Regions from separate parts of the Mus musculus genome. Here region 2 is linked to region 1. The links are chromatin loops, found by intact Hi-C in ENCODE. Cell type or tissue: left cerebral cortex. All regions are shown on one strand.

Region 1 (8,000 bases):
TTCCTCTAATTCTTCCATAGGGTCCCCAACCTCAGTGCAATGGCTGGATGTAAGCATCTGCATCTGTCTCAGTCAGCTGCTGGTAGAGCCTCTCAGAGGACTTGAGCAGCCTTGAGTCCAATCAGAAAGCTGCTCTTTACTGCCAATGTATATGTGCCACTTATACATTGCACCCTTAACGATTACCTGTCACCATGGCCCTTATTTTAGTTCACAAGCATCATAACTGTGTAGAACATTGCTTTACTCTCTTGTGAACTTGCATGCTTCCTCCTGGTGCCATGAAAGCTAGATATGTAACAAGAATTAGGAAAACGGATGCCATGAATTTGAAAGAGATTAAGGGAATGCATAGAAAAGGTTAGAATGAGGAACAGAAAGAAGGAAAATGATGCAATTAATTTAAAAAATAGGTTTTTTTTAGAAACTGAAATTAATGAAAAAATACTGAAAAAGTATATATTTATTGAGTTTGTTATTTGAATATTTTATACATGTATAACATACATTCTGATGATTACAACTCCTTATCCACCCTTTAAATGTTTCTCCTTTTTATTCTTCCTTTTCCATATAAGCAACCTTAACATATTCATGAAATTCTCAAAAATAAATTTTAAATTATGAACATGAATAAGTTACATATTGTAATCATACTATCATTTTAAAGTATTTATTTAGAAATTTTAAATTTTGTATATGGCTATACATGGGCATGTATGTGTGTATACGATGCCTACAGATGCCAGAGGTGCAGCTTTTCTGTCATAGGTAGATTAGCTCTCTCACAGTACACATCTCACTTCTCTGCTTCTTATAATATTTCTTCTCCTCTTCTTTGATGGTTCCCTAAGACTTTCGTGTAGGAGTTGTGTTTTAGATGTGTCAATTGTGTCTGAGAACCCCATGGCCAGTTGTTTACACCATTATGTTCTGTTGTGGCCTTCTCTGATCATCTCCATCTGCTGCAAAAATAAGCTTTGATGAGGGATGAGAGTTGTATCTATCTATGTGCACATTGATGAATATTTAGAATGTAGTTTGAAATTATACCAGTTTAAGAAATAGCAGTAGTAGAGGAGATTATAGGTTCCATGTCCTCACTATCCATGGCTAATGGGCTGGATTTACAGCATCAAGCACACATTCTCTTATACTGAGAGGGCCTTAAGGTCAAAAAGACAATTGTTCATTACCCATAGGATGTAAGTGTCACTATTGTGTCTTTGGGGTACCTTACAGTTCTGGTTCTTGTAGTTTGTAGATGTTATAACTGGGTAGATGTGTTGGTCATTTTTTGTTGACTTAACAAAAATCAGAGTTATCTAAAATGATAAACCTTAATTGAGAAAATGTCTCCATCAAATTGTTCTGTAGGCAAGATTGTGAGGAAATTTTTTGATTACTGATTGGTGTTGGGAGGGTCAACCATTGTGGGTGGTACCATCCCTCGGCAGGTGGGTCCAAGTTAAACAAAAATAAGAAAGCAGAGTGAACTATGAAAAGTAAGCAAATAAGAAGCATTCTTGCATAGTACTATTTCAGGTCTTCAGTTCCTGCTCTGACTTTTCAAAGTGTTGGACTGTGATGTGGGACTTGTAAGCTGAAACAGACCCTTTTGTCCACAAGTTAGCTCTGGTCAGTATTTTAGCAATAGAAATGAAACTAAGACAGTAAAACTACTGGTTACTTTTTTCTCTTGACAGCTTGGATAGCCCGTTTTTTATACTTTGAAGGCTAGTTGGCTTCTAGTTTCAGTTCTTTCGAGTACTTTACCCAAAGCATATAGTTTCTTTATCAATAGAGTCTTACCAGCAATTTTCTGGGAAGCAACAGAGGGCAGCATTAATAACCTATGTTGTTTTCATGGTTTCTTACACTTTTCTAACTGACAATTTGAAAAGGACTATCCTATGACTGACACTGGATTTTCAGGGGGACTGTTGCCACCTCAAATAGTATAACTTCATTCTAACTATTTTTGTATACACATGAATCTAACACTATGATTTTGTGATAATGATTGCAGTCAGACATTGGAAGATTGAATGAAGTAATTTCCCATAACATGTTTTAAGGCTTTGTGGTATAATTTTAAATAAACCAGAATGATAGATCAAAAGAATGTGTTCATTTTATCCCCTTAATCACAGAGTGTATTTTATTATTGTGGCTGAGAATACAACATAACAATGTGGACCATATTTCATTAGAAAGTCGCTCAGGTTCCCAGAGTATTGTCTTGTAGTTGGCATTGCAACTGAGTATTTAATAATGTATTTTAATACTCTAGATGGCTAGTTATTTTGGCAAAAAAATGTCAGCGAATTTCATGCACATCACCTTATTATCTTATTTCTTTTATAAATTAAGCTTTCTTAGTGAGAAGTAATATTGTTTGGGTTAACTTCGTAATGAGTAGACATTCAGGAAGTTAACAGATGGTATTGTTGGCAAAGAGAGGCAAGCAGAGCCTGCCAATCCAGATCCAAAATAAGTCTGTATTCTAATAAGGAAAAATCCACTGTGGGGAAGGGTCCAAAATAACCAACTTGCTGCCAACAGGCTATCTGCTTTCCTTTGGATATGGGGACCTGCCTGAGGTTCAGAGATGGTGGCTTTTGCTATAAAATTGGGCATTCAATCCTGATGATAGCCAAATTTGTATTAGTGAGGAGTCCATTTGTTGAGTCTATTCAAAATCCCCTTACAGTGCCATGGCTGCAATTTAAATGAACATGTTATGTAAACATGCCTGGGATTTGGGGGAGGAAAATCAAGATTGACTGGCATCTACGTTTAGAACAAGTTGTCCCCTTGATTATTGAAAGCCTCATCTTTAGTGGGAACTTTTTACTGAACATTTGCATAGGACAAAAATAATCTCGAATTCTTAGTTAATTCTGGGAGGTTTATCCAAACCCCTTTGTCTCCAACCATCTGGTCAAACCATTAGTCATTGCCCTTCAATTGTTTCACATGCAATGTCTCCTTCCAGGAAAACTGGACCACAATATGTACCCTGCTAGTTCTGCCCACTAGGAGAATTATCTTTTATATTTTTCCCCAGCATCATTCCAATCAGGGTAGGAGATACAGGGCTATAGCAATTCACTTTGTACTAGTGCCAGCATGTTGGACAGTGCTCTTTTCGAACCAGCCTGGATAAGTTTTCTCTGTGATCAACTCCTGGCAAAAATCTTGCCATGTGGCCACAGGAATAGCACTTGGAGTTACCGACTTGCTTGCTCAGGTAAGCTCATCACTATGTCCCCAGGGACTGCACCTGCTGATGGAATATTAACAGATGTCCACAGCTTACTGATGTAAATGTTTAGTGCACAACAGGCAACTTAGGTATATTTGTTAAAGGCAAAGCTTTTGCCTCTAACAGATACCAATGTAAAGACACTGAAGGCAAATTTGCAGCCAAAGATGAGAAAATTCCTCTTTAATACTTGAGCTATAGTTTTCTATTACACCCCAATATTTATGATGATATCCAGTCAATAGCCAAGTGTTTCCATGGCAGTCAACATGGTGTTACCTTCCTGTTCATAAATAAGTACATAGCGTTACCAGCCCAGTTAACAGCATGAGGTTCCTAAGTCAGAAGTAAAGGCCCCTTGTGAGAGAGTCGAAACCCCTGTCTCTCACAGACAGCAGATAGTTGGTTTATATCAGAGATAGGAGACTAAAGGTATTTTGTTGGCCTATCTTACAATAGTAGATGAATTCTCGAATTCTGTATACAGTGAGTGAATAAAAGTCAAATATTTGTCTAATCAATATTTATGGAGCAGCAGGCAAATAAGGGCAGTGTTTAGTTCTTCCCCAGATGATAATAAATCTTGGATAAGTGCTGCAGTGGGAGAAGTTTCCGATTAGGCATGTAATAATCTTTGTCATTTAAAAAGATCTATCCACCTGGGAGACAATGTGAGCATGCTTTCTGGTTTCATAGCATATTTGTTCCAACTGTACATTTTGGAACTCGATTCAAAGCCAGAAAAATGGAAAGAAGGATTTTTTCCCATGTGGGAGCAATGGCATTTCTGGAACTGTGGGATCTTCTGGACCATGTCACTCACCATTAAGTATGCATATCCCGCCTCTTGAACCTAGTTGGGACTTGGTGACTGGTTGGAGAGCAGAATGGGGCAAAATGGCACTGCTTTAGGAAATATGGCTTCCTTCTGGCACTGTGTGCTTTCCTCAGAGTGCTTATGGTGATTGGCATGCAACCACCATGCTGTAAGGAAGCCCAGGCTGTACTCAGCAGTGACATGGATAGGTTCTGGCTAAGAGCTCCAGTTAAGGTGCCTGCCAACACTCTGTGTTGGTTGCCAGCTGTTCGAGTGAATGAGCCTAGAGACTACTCCAGGCCTCAGTCTTCAGGGCTAAGTGAAGAAGGGCAAGCTTTCCCTTCACATCCAGCCCAAGTAACAAATTTACCAGTACAACAATGTCCTTGTAGTGAGCTACGAGTGATGCCGTGTCACTGGAACTGATGTAATGAGGTCCCATAAGACACTTGAAGCAGTCGCTGAGCAGACTATATTAAAACATTGTCATGAAAACCAGACAATATTCTCTGCTTTGGAGGACTAAGTTTGAAGTTATTATCTAATGATCTCTGAGATATTTGTCTGTGTCTCTTTCCCCACTGAAAATTTTCCCCCGACTGGTTATTTGCTCAAGGTTTCTTTGGGAAGCTACAAAGGAAGATTTACAGTAGAAAATTTGATGTTCTTATAATATACTCTTCAATCATCCATGATGTCATCTCAGAAAAGTCACACTGATCTGTAAACTGTCTGAAGGGAACTTCTCAGTGGTCTCAGTGGTTAGCTACTCCCCAGGGAAGATTCTATAGATTGGACCATTTTGGTAGGCATGATTCTCCTCTTTATTAGCAGGACAGGGGTCTCATTTTTTTATGCCATTGTGTGTGTGTTTGTGTGTGTGTGTATGTGTGTCCTTTTTCCATTCAAGATCTCTAAAATTCTTCTTCTGTGATAACCCATTTAAAAGCATCAGATACATCACATTTCCAGCCAACAAAGAATGCCATCTAAGCACCTTTGAAAAATGCACTCATTTTCTCTAAGGAAATGCCAATTTCAGTGTTTCCATGAAGGGTGTACTTTCTCTGAAACAATATGACTTGGTTCTTTCAAGATACTGGGGCGATAAACACTCAGGTGCCTATGGTGCACACAATTCAGTTTTTCTAGTTCCCTAAGACTCTGAATTACTTTTAATCATACTAAGGTGTCTTTTCCCAGATATGAGACTACTGATGTTTCTACAATGTGAATTTGAGTAAAGATTACAAACAGTTGTGTTGCTAACATCTAAATGTCTAAAACTCTTATATTTTTGTAAACTTAAAAGAATTCGTGCAAGTTTCATGGACTTATATCCACATGACAAGGTCAAAAGGACTCCAGATAAGTACTTCTGTCAATCAATATCCTAAGCTAGCCAGCCTACCCTACTGCCTGTTCCTAAGAATGGGCTCCCTCTCTCTCCCCGTCTCCCTCTCCCTCTCCCTCTCCCTCTCCCTCTCCCTCTCCCTCTCCCTCTCCCTCTCCCTCTCCCTCTCCCTCTCCCTCTCCCTGTCCCTCTCCCTCTCCCTCTCCCTCTTCCTTCCCCTCCCCCTCCCCCCTCCCCTTCCCCCCTCTCATCTGTTGTCTGTCTGTCTGTCTGTCTATGCTTCTAGTGTTGAGACAACTTCCACAGCCTCAACTGTTAGGACCATTGGCCTGAATGGTTCAAGTATACACTCAAGATTTTTCCCCTAGGCTCCTTAACTTTACCTCCTGTCGCTAGTCTATATCTGTCCCAACAGATTTTCAATCAAAGACCATAAATTGTGAAAAAAAATAAGCTTGCCCCAGAGTTGCTGAAAACCCATATAACCTAGATACTTTTGATAGAATTTACAACCATCCAGAGCCTCTGACTTGAACCAGAACTTCTAGACTGCTTCAAAGTTGCAATTTCTAGATTACTTCAAATCTGCCTACACTTCACTAGCCCCAGATGGTCCCACAATATGTGGGTGGCAAGAAAGATGATCCTAGCTCAATTCCTCTCTGCCCTGCTACCCAGTCTTTAAATAGCATTCTAGCCTTCCTAAATCCTGACAATGACTACCTAATTTCAGTTAAAATACAGTTATAGAATAGATTAAGTGATTATCATGAACATAAAGACTAGAATGTCAAGTTCAAAAGAAACCTGGAACAAATGGCTAACTATTAGTATATGGCCTATTAGTATACTAAAGAGAATGCTGGTCTCCAGGTTCACTCAGTACCTGTGGCTCCTCTCAGCTCTTCACACCCTCCCTGCTGTCTGTCCTAAATTTCATAGTTCATAGGCTTCCCTTCCCCAGCTCCTGATTCCTATATAGCACTGCCATTTTTACCACGAGCCCTCTTGATCTTCTTCTTCCTTGGTTCCCTTTGCTGCCTTTCTCTTCCTCTCTTATCCCACCCTCTCCTCTCATGACCCAGTTCAGTATTCTGGTTATATTTAGTCTACCTACTCTCCCTGCACTAAACAATTCCAGATGCCTCTGGCTGTAATCTTCCTTATATCTACAGTAAAAACCATCTACTCAACCATTAAAAAAACCTTTTACCATTACTTAACCATGAATCGAGGTTTCATTCAACTAACCTGCTAAATATTGGATATCTTCTTAGCTGTTTATATATATGCCAACAATTTATGCCTAGTTATACCCATCATGAAAGACTTAGTTTATTTGATAATAGATTCTTTTCCTTCAAAGTTTACCATTAGAATCCATGATCATATATAAATTCATGCACACACACACACACACACACACACACACACACACACACATACACACACACAATTTTCATGGTTTCCCTTTTACTAGTAGAAACATTTAGAAGGTAAAATCGGTCTCCAACTGAAATAAAATGCATTCTTGTTCTCATCTTGCTCAAACTCCAACTGACTGAGCAGGATCTGGCTCTGATCCTAGATTCTAGACTACTTAGAAGGGATAACAATATGGGAAAGCTTACTTTTGTAAATCTGTGTTCCAGTGTCGTACATCGACAGTTATATATGTAAAGAAACACCAGGGAGGCCAAAGTGAGAAGAATCTGTCCATACTGGTTGGAGAGGCTTTGCAGTACTCATGATGATTTCAATATTCTTAGCTGAATTCATTTCAGTGTTTAGGGGGCTTCCTCTTGTCTGGCTGATGCTCTCAGTTTCACCTAAGGAATCTGACAAGGAAATATATTTAGTTGCTATTTAACACAATTTACTTACTTTTAAAGTCGGAGATAAAGGAATCCTTTTAGCCTACTTTACTCATAGAATGTTCATTACTGTACTTGGAGTAGATGAGCTTATACTATCCTTTTGTGTGTTTCTTACAAGATTTGATTTTGTTTTATTCTCATTCACATTGTTACATCATCATGACTTCTCAGGCCTCTAAAGTCAGTCTTTAATTAGCCCTTCATTCCAGTTAACTTTAGGTGATAATTTAAACGTTGAGTTCCTGGATTCATGAATTGCCTGAGGCTGGGTTCTTATTGCCTACCAACCTGCCCATAAACCGGTTTTAGGGTTTGTTTCCACAGGGATATGGTACTTACAGCCATGTCTGCAACTACTCAATATCTGTCAAAATTCTGGTTAGGAACAAAAGGAGCTGCTTAGCTTGTTAAAAGACAAAGGGAGTTGCGAGGTAGCTCGTGCCTATAGTTCCAGTACATGGGATGCAAAGGAAGGAAGAATGCTATGGCAACCTAGGCTATATTGTGAGTTCTAGGACAGAGCAAAAGTATTCCTCCAAACCAAGCAAATACAAACAAAACAAATAGAACAAACCACCACCAAACAAACAAGTCACAGACAAAAGAAAGAAATTAGATTTGTTAAAATATGTATCAGGTGGGCCATATAATCTCTAGGAAAATTAGAGATATAGGTTGTAAAGC
Region 2 (8,000 bases), 85 kb before region 1:
TAGCTCTTTATTTAAAGTTTCTCTTCTTACTTGAAAGCCAGAAATTTCACTCAATATACTGCCTTCACTTAATTTTGTTCAGGATCTTTTATTCTTTGTTTTTTCAGTTTTACTTTTCTCCTCTTTTGTTGTTGTTGCTGCTGCTGCTGCTGCTGCTGCTGCTCCTCCTCCTCCTCCTCCTCTTCTTCTTCTTTTCTTCTTCTTCTTCTTCTTCTTCTTCTTCTTCTTCTTCTTCTTCTTCTTCTTCTTCTTCTTCTTCTTCTTCTTCTTCTTCTTCTTCTTCTTCTTCCTCTCCCTCCCCCTCCTCCTCCTCTTTGGCTGGGCCCTTTTGCTTTATTCCAGACCTTTCAGGCAGAAATATACATTGTTAACACTTTTCTTTGAATTATTCATCATTCTAGTTGTTATACTGCTGGATGATGATCTCGTTTGATTTTTCAGTGGCAATAATTTAGTTTAGACATCTCAGCCATTATGAATCTATTTTTCTCTTGACTTTCAAAATAAGATATGAGGTTTCCAGGAAATACTCTGTTGTTGCATTTGGAGTGTCATGTATTTGCGTTCAGTCTGTCTTCATCTTGACAAGGACCACCCTTCACTCCTCATCTTCCCCTCCATGGACAATATATGTTTGATTGATAGCATCTGGTTTGTTTCCTGCTGAGGACCAACTCCAGGCCTGCTAAGGAAGCATGCTCCTGATACTCTCCAGCATTCCCCATCTGAGAATGTCTCCACCACTTCTTCTCTCACAGCATTCTGCTCTTTTCCTTCCTTCTACTTGCTTGATCCCCATTCCCTCTTCTCATGAACTTTCTTTTCCTCTTTATTTATCTAATCTTGCTGCATTAATTATCCTTATAGAAACTTGTTCTCAGAGGTTGCCATGTCTGTCTATAGGGTTTTGGTAAGACCTGCTACCTTTCCTCAAATTCTGGGTGGGCTTGAGGTGACTTCATTCAGAGAGTGGGGTTTATAATTATTAGTAGATGGTGTGCATTCTCTGAGTAAGAATCTTATTTGGGGAGTAAACTTGGATAGATGCTAGAATGTGCATATTTTACAGCATCATCTAGGTTCCCTCAGGCCATAAGACACTAAGGTGTAGAACTGATGAAATTCTTATACAATCATATTTAATTTTATTAAAAATTTTGAATATCTAGCAAATATATAAGCATGCATGGAAATAACTAGTTATAGAACTAAACTGAGCCTTCTACATAAAAATTTCGGGACATTATAGAGAAATGGTGAGTAAAAGGGTATTGAAAACCTAGTACTAATTAGATAATCTCAAAGGATAGGAAGAATTTGGAAGTGTGATAATAGCAACTTCATTGATTTACTATAACTCTTTTTTCATATATATGTATATATATATATGCATACACAAAATATATGTACAAATCTTCTTTCCTTTTAACATATAGCATAGGTAATTTATTCAAAATATCTTTGAGTGATATGTGGTTTAAATCAGCTCTTCTTTTTTCAATAAATTAAGCCATTAGATGCTTTTAGTTTATAAAAGAGAATTTCTTTGCAATATGATTATTTAGTATTTTGACACAGACTGTACCCAGCTCACACACATGTATCCAAAGCCTAAAAAATCAAAACCCATCTGAAATTTTGTGTTTTCCAAAAATTTGCTTCAGCCATTTAAAAGTGTTTTTCTTTTCTCCTTATTTTATATGTTTGAGTGTTTTGTCTGATGTATGTCTGTGTATCATGCATTTTCAGTACCCATGGGGACTGGAAAAAGGTATTAGATCCCTTGAGACTCAAGTAACAGATAGTTATGAGCCACATTTTGAGGGCTGGAACTCAAACCAGGGTTCTCTGGAAAAGAAACCAATACTCTTGAATGCTAAGTCCTCTTTCCAGTTCCCGCTTCAGCTACTTTTGATAAAAGTACATGAATATGATAGAATTATCATAGGAAAGATTGAACACAAGCTTAGCAATAAAATCTCCACATCTTCCGATTGTCAAATACAGACATACTGATTTTAAACAATTTATTTGAATGGAAATCCTTTACTGAATGGATTCAAAGCAGTGCATCTTAGACTTCCTATAAAGTGCTTTGGTTGATTTCTTCAGCGAGCAGACTACAGTGTGGGAATGAGTGGGGTGGGGGAAATGGGGTTGAGTCTTTGGAGGAATTATTCACATAGACAAAATCATCACGTATCTACTGTCAGCCCAGATACAGAGTTCAGATTAACCATAACTGGAAGGGAGAGCTGGGACTGTGGCTACATTATGCTTCTACAATTGAGAGCTTGCTCTTCATCCCACTTGATTTGGAAAGACGACTCTGAGGAGGATGGAGGCCGAGTGGCCGAGGCTAAAAGCCTAACTGGGAAGGAATTAGAATCAGTGTTAGATACTCTCCCTCATCTAACTGGTATATGACATTTTTGGAAATTTTCTTCCACCAGTTTTCAAATAGAACTATGGCCAGAGGGTCCATAGATGTTTTACTTGAAAAGAAAACAGGATGACTGTCTTTAGTATTAACTAATTTGCTACCGCAATTTTTTTTTTGCAGTATAGTGGAGTTAATGCTTGTGTTTCTTAATACCAACAATAGATTTGTGTGTTTGTTTGCATGTGTAAATATCAAGTATTTTTATCCTAAAATAGAAAAATAACACCATTTTTATTAACTTAAGTCTAAAATTCATGGAGGCTTATGAGAGATTTGTCAGTGGTTAGAGCACTTACTGTCTGAGGGAGCAACAGAGTGTGCTTCCCAGCACCTACATCGGGAGGCCCACAGTTCTAGTTCCAGAGGATCTGGATATCCTCTTCTCTCCTACCTAGGCGCCCTCACACACACACACACACACACACACACACACACACATATATATATATATATATATATATATATATATATATACACACACACACACACATACATACACACACACACACACAAAGAGAGAAAAAGAGAGGCAACTACCTATGAATGAAAAAACAGTATGAGAATAAAATTCTTGCCTCTTTCAGTCTCTTCCTTGACACAATTTTTTTTTTTCATTCTACTTCCAGTATCGGAAGACAGGGTATTTAAGAAAATTCTTATTTATTTTATTATTTTATAAACAAAAGCCTAACATTACTACTGAAGTATAATTAAAAGCACTATTAATACAATGAAGATGAAGACTTCCCTCTGGAGATCGGTTTAGCTAGCTTTCAAATACATTTATTCAAGAGAGGCATTACTATTATGGTAGTTCATCCCTCTTTTTATAGCAAGCCCCGTGGCTGTGTCATCCCCCGTGGTCTATTAATCTCTTACTGCATTACCCTGAAATTGTGTTGGTTATAAGTAATCATAAACTGCCAGCTTTGAAACTCTAACATTTGTTAGCTTCACAGGCAGGAAAAAACCAGTGATAAGTGAGGTTGTTAAAAAGTCAAATTAAATGTTAATTGATGCAAGGGCACAAAGCTTTAAGGCACTTAAGAGTTTATATGTAGGCACTACATTTATTAGACCTGACAAATTGTTCTGAAGACTTTCCGTAGTAGACATTTGCGTTTATATATTTTTTTTTTGTACCACTCTTCTCAACTTGATCCTGACAATTCAAAACCAGTCTGAATACTGCTTTTGTTAGAGGTTTACATAGTTTCATATGAAGCCACAGGCAAGATTCTAACTCCATCCTATATATTTACAATGTTTTATATTTAAGCGGTGTGGTGATCTAAGAAAAGAATCAAAGAACAGACTATCTTAGAAATTTGCATAAAGAGAAAAGGACACACATACTCTTGGGGAATTAAAGAGAAGGTTCTTTCTTAATCATCTCATACATTTAAATTACTCAGATTTGCATAAATGCTGAAGTGTGAATTGTTGCTTTTTTTTTTTTAAATCCAATTCCTTTTCAGACCATTGCTAATTATTCTTGGCTAATGTGGTAAAGTTAAAGGCACAGAGAATCACTGATAACTGCTTGGCTTTCTCTTCCCCAGTGCTGACAGTAGGCTGGCAACACAGATCCCCTGTCTGATAGACAAGGCAGAAGTGGGCTGCGATGGTGCTGTTGAGACAGCTGGCTTTCTTGCGTCTTTGGATGCTCATATACTGAAAAAATAGGAAAGTATGTGTGTAGCTCAAAAAGGATCATGTTTTATAGAAATGGCTCACTTATCACCAAATTTTGCTGGATTTTTTCCTTATCAGTAGAACTGGCCTAGAACCAGTTAAAAACTGGATTCTGTTTGGTACTTTTAAATATCTCACATTTCCCACAAATTTGTTGCTTATGAAGTAATGGCAAATACAGTAACAAACAAGGGGTCAAGACCATCTGAAGTGCTCTTAGGTGATCTTGATTCATATTGGATATGGAATTTTCTGTGGTCACAAATATGAAAATTCCCAGCACATTCATGTGTAGGGTGTGTGTGTGTGTGTGTGTGTGTGTGTGTGTGTGTGTTGTGTGTTGGGGGTAGAATGTTCTTTTCTGAATCTGCCCCAATTTATAGAATTTCTCAGATTGCGATTGCGATTTTTCTCAACTGTGCTGTGGATTCTGACACTCCCTTCTGACATGCCGTTGGAGCAGCCTTGTTTTCTTGATTACAATGTATTAGAATTTTCTTGATTACAAGGTATTAGAATTAGGACTCCAGCGAAGCATTAGCATTGCTGGAAGGAAGTATGAAAAGCATCTGTCTGCTAGAAATATACGTGTATTTGGATGCGAACCTTGTCAAACAAAATTTAACAGACATTATTGCATGTCCACATTGTTCTTTATTGAGTAGAATACACACAGAAAGCTATAATACAGTTGGTAGCCATTAGGCTCTAGAAGCCTACTCAAAAAGGGTGGTAAATGGAGCAATGGTGCCATTGTGTCTCATTATTCAGAATATTCAGCAGAAAGGCCAAGCTTATCAATCTAGATGTCCATGAATCTAAAAGTGCCACAGACAGAATTTAATTTGGTCAGCAGTAGCTGCTGTAACAAATATTTCCCCAACGGTGTAACAGAAGCAATGCTTACATATAGCTTACAAAACCATACTGCTTGAATTTCTGGCTCTCCAAGTAGTGATGCTGGCAGGGACCAAGACTCCTCACATCTTACGACTCCATCTCATGTCTGCACATGCTTTCCAGGATTATTATGGTTTTTCTAATTTGAGCTTCGGAAGAGTGTGGTGGCTCTTCCAGAGGAAGTGTAGAGTGGCGCAGTCACACATCAGTGCTGCCTGCCCTCTTTTGGAGAAAATATTCTACAGCTTGCTTCACTGAGGCTGAGAGAACTGATCCAGCTATGAGTTCAGGAGTAGAGGCATGTGGATGGTGTGTGCCAGCCAGTCTTTACCACACGGTGCTATTTTGGTTTTTATCTCCGTGTGAATATCTATAAAAAGTTAGTTTATAATAATCTTCAAGAGGCAAATATGTTCTAGAAAAAGTACCTATTTTTTTTAAGAGAACAAAGTTTTCATTATTAGTATGTGTATTGGGATTTGAAGATATGTGTGCATGAGAGGCCAGAGGAGGGAGTGCTATCCTCTGCAGCTGGAGTCACAGGTGACTTCAGCTGTCTGACATGGTTCTGGGAGACATATTTGAGTCCTCTGCAAAAGCAGAACTTGCTCTTAACCACTGAACCATCTCTCCAGACCAATGTCATTTTAAAAATTAATTTTTCTTTAGTTTCAATATTATTCAACAAAGTGATAGGACCTTATACCTTATCTTAATATTACATTATACAGTGTGATAAAATAAGAAATTTACGTCTCATCTAGGCTTGATTTCCTAAGTCAAAGCTTTTTACATCCTTGTAGCTGGGTGCTGGCAGGTTCCTTTGTTGTAAGTTTGGTCTTCAATTCTGATTTCTGGCATAGGAAAGAGCTTTATAATTTCTTGAGTGATAGAAGCTTGCAAGACAGAGCTTCCAAATTCACTGAAATTTCTTTGATGACAGAAACATCTTTTGTTCTAATGAGGCAGGTCTTGGCATACTCTTGGATACTCTCATAGGACCTGGTTGCCAGGAGACCCAATGATGTGATTAGGATGTTGGGATTTTTCTTCCCACATCTCTTGATCTCCAGGGATAGTGGAGGAGTTGAAAGCTGAGGTGACAATCATGATTGAATCAGTCAAGCCTACACAATAAAGCCATAACGCCCCAGAAGGACAGGGACTAGGGAGATCACATAGATGCCTTGGGGGAGGTTTGCTCAAAGAGAACATGGAAACTTAGAACTTGCTCTTCTCCTTATTTTGTGATACAATATCTACTAAACTGGAATTTTCTCTCTCAGATAAACTGGCTGACCAGTGAGCCCCTGAGATCTACCTGTCTTCACCCTTAGCGCCTTGCTCCCAGCACTGAAGTTACAGATATATACCATCATGCTAGCTTTTGAAATTACAGGTGTGTACAACCGTGATAGCTTTTATGTTTACATTGGAAATACAAACTCAGTTCTTCACGCATGAGTGGCAAGCAGTTTGCCTTCTGAGGTGGCTCCTCCTTAGCACACTATGCATTTCTTCATCTATTTGTCTAGTGTCTTTAAAAAACAACAAAACGTTTTCTTGTTTCTTTGTGAATTTCACATCATGCATCCAATCTCATTCATCTCCCCCTCCAATCATACCTGCCTACCTTCCACCTTTGCAACCTAACCTCCAACAAAGAAAGGAAACCTCATTGTGGTAACTGTCATGTGTTGCTCTGTGTCCCACAGTATACCCTTTTGGCCACACTTTATGCCTACGAATGTTCATTGCAATGAGTCATTGGTCTTCTTTGAGGCCTCTGTCTTCTGCCACTCTGCCAATACTGGGACCTCATTGGGACTCCTCTTGGAGTCCCATCCTGCTGTTGCCTTGTGTCATGGAAATCCTGTAGTTTTGGATCTGTAGGACGAGCCCCTTCATGTGCCCCATAGATTCATCTATGGTGTAGATGTTGGGGTGGGACAATTCAAAGCTCTGGATCTGGGCCTGAGAGATATCTGAGTTGGTTAGACATCAGGCTGTCCCACTATCATGCCCTCAGGGCAAGCTCACCAGCAACACCCAAAATGAGAGTCAGTTCTCTCCTGTTGCCCAGGTCAGGTACGGTGTCCACTACCACCAGGAGTTGCAGCCAGGGACAGACATCGCTGGTTCTCTCACTCTCTTGACTCCTGGCTCTCCTACCTGCCATAGGTAGTGAAGTATAAGGGAGGAGAGGAGGATATCTTTCATCCACACCACTGCACAGCAGAGAAGAGGCAGAGATGACTCTCCTTGCTCAAGCCCGTAAGGCTAGCTTACCTGCAAAACCCATGTCCAGGGCCAGCTCTACTCTGTAGCCCAGGTGAAGAACAGGGCCTGCTCTCTCAAGTGCTAAAACAGGTGGGGGGCGGAGACAGCTCTTCTGTTCTCATGTCCCCAGGGCCGCCTCTCCCACCTGCCATAAGTGGCAAGGCACGAGGGTTGGGGAGGTCATCTTTCCCTTGCCCATGCTGCAGTGTAGCAGACAAGTAGTAGTGCTAGTTTTTCCACACTCTCACCTACAGGACCAGCTCAACTACATTCCAGTCATCAGGGTCAGCTCAACTGTGCTACCTAGGTGAGGTGTCAAGCCTGCTCTCCCAAGTGCTTCAGCAGGTAAGGGGCAGGGCCAGCCCTCCTCTCTCATGACCCCATAGGGGTCCGTTCTCCTGTCTGCTGACCATGGTGTGGGCAAAAAGGACTGGAATGGACCTTTCCCTCACTGGTATCACCGAACACCAGACAAGAAGCAGGGTCGAACTCTTGTCCACACTCATGCCCTCAGGGTCAAATCACTCACAACCCCCATATGCAGGGCTAGCTAGCCCTGCTGTGCTGCCCAGATTAAGTACAGGACCACTTTCCCAAGGGCTGCAGTAGGTGAGTGGCAGGACCAGCTTTCTTGCTCTAAGGACCTCAAGGACAATTCTCCTGCCTGCTGTAGAGGCACCCA

The links. Hi-C counts contacts between places; a loop is a spot of excess contacts. Peaks named below come from ENCODE experiments on the same cell type or tissue, not always from the same donor. Only the 100,000 strongest peaks of a DNase experiment are listed, where the experiment ranks them.
Region 2: it touches region 1 in a loop (6-fold over the local background); 3 of 42 quality-filtered maps call a loop at or near these places.

The regions. Positions count from the first base shown.
Region 1 is chr3:70,305,201-70,313,200 of GRCm38, forward strand. No RefSeq gene overlaps it. Among named protein-coding and RNA genes, the nearest start is that of Gm23477, 80 kb to the left of the region's middle. In left cerebral cortex, no CTCF peak of the experiment used is centred here; DNase peaks (open chromatin) are centred at 2,514, 2,958, 4,275, 6,051 and 2 more places; H3K27ac peaks cover 447 bases.
Region 2 is chr3:70,219,830-70,227,829 of GRCm38, forward strand. No RefSeq gene overlaps it. Among named protein-coding and RNA genes, the nearest start is that of Gm23477, 5.0 kb to the right of the region's middle. In left cerebral cortex, no CTCF peak of the experiment used is centred here; DNase peaks (open chromatin) are centred at 3,699, 4,063 and 5,220; H3K27ac peaks cover 1,117 bases.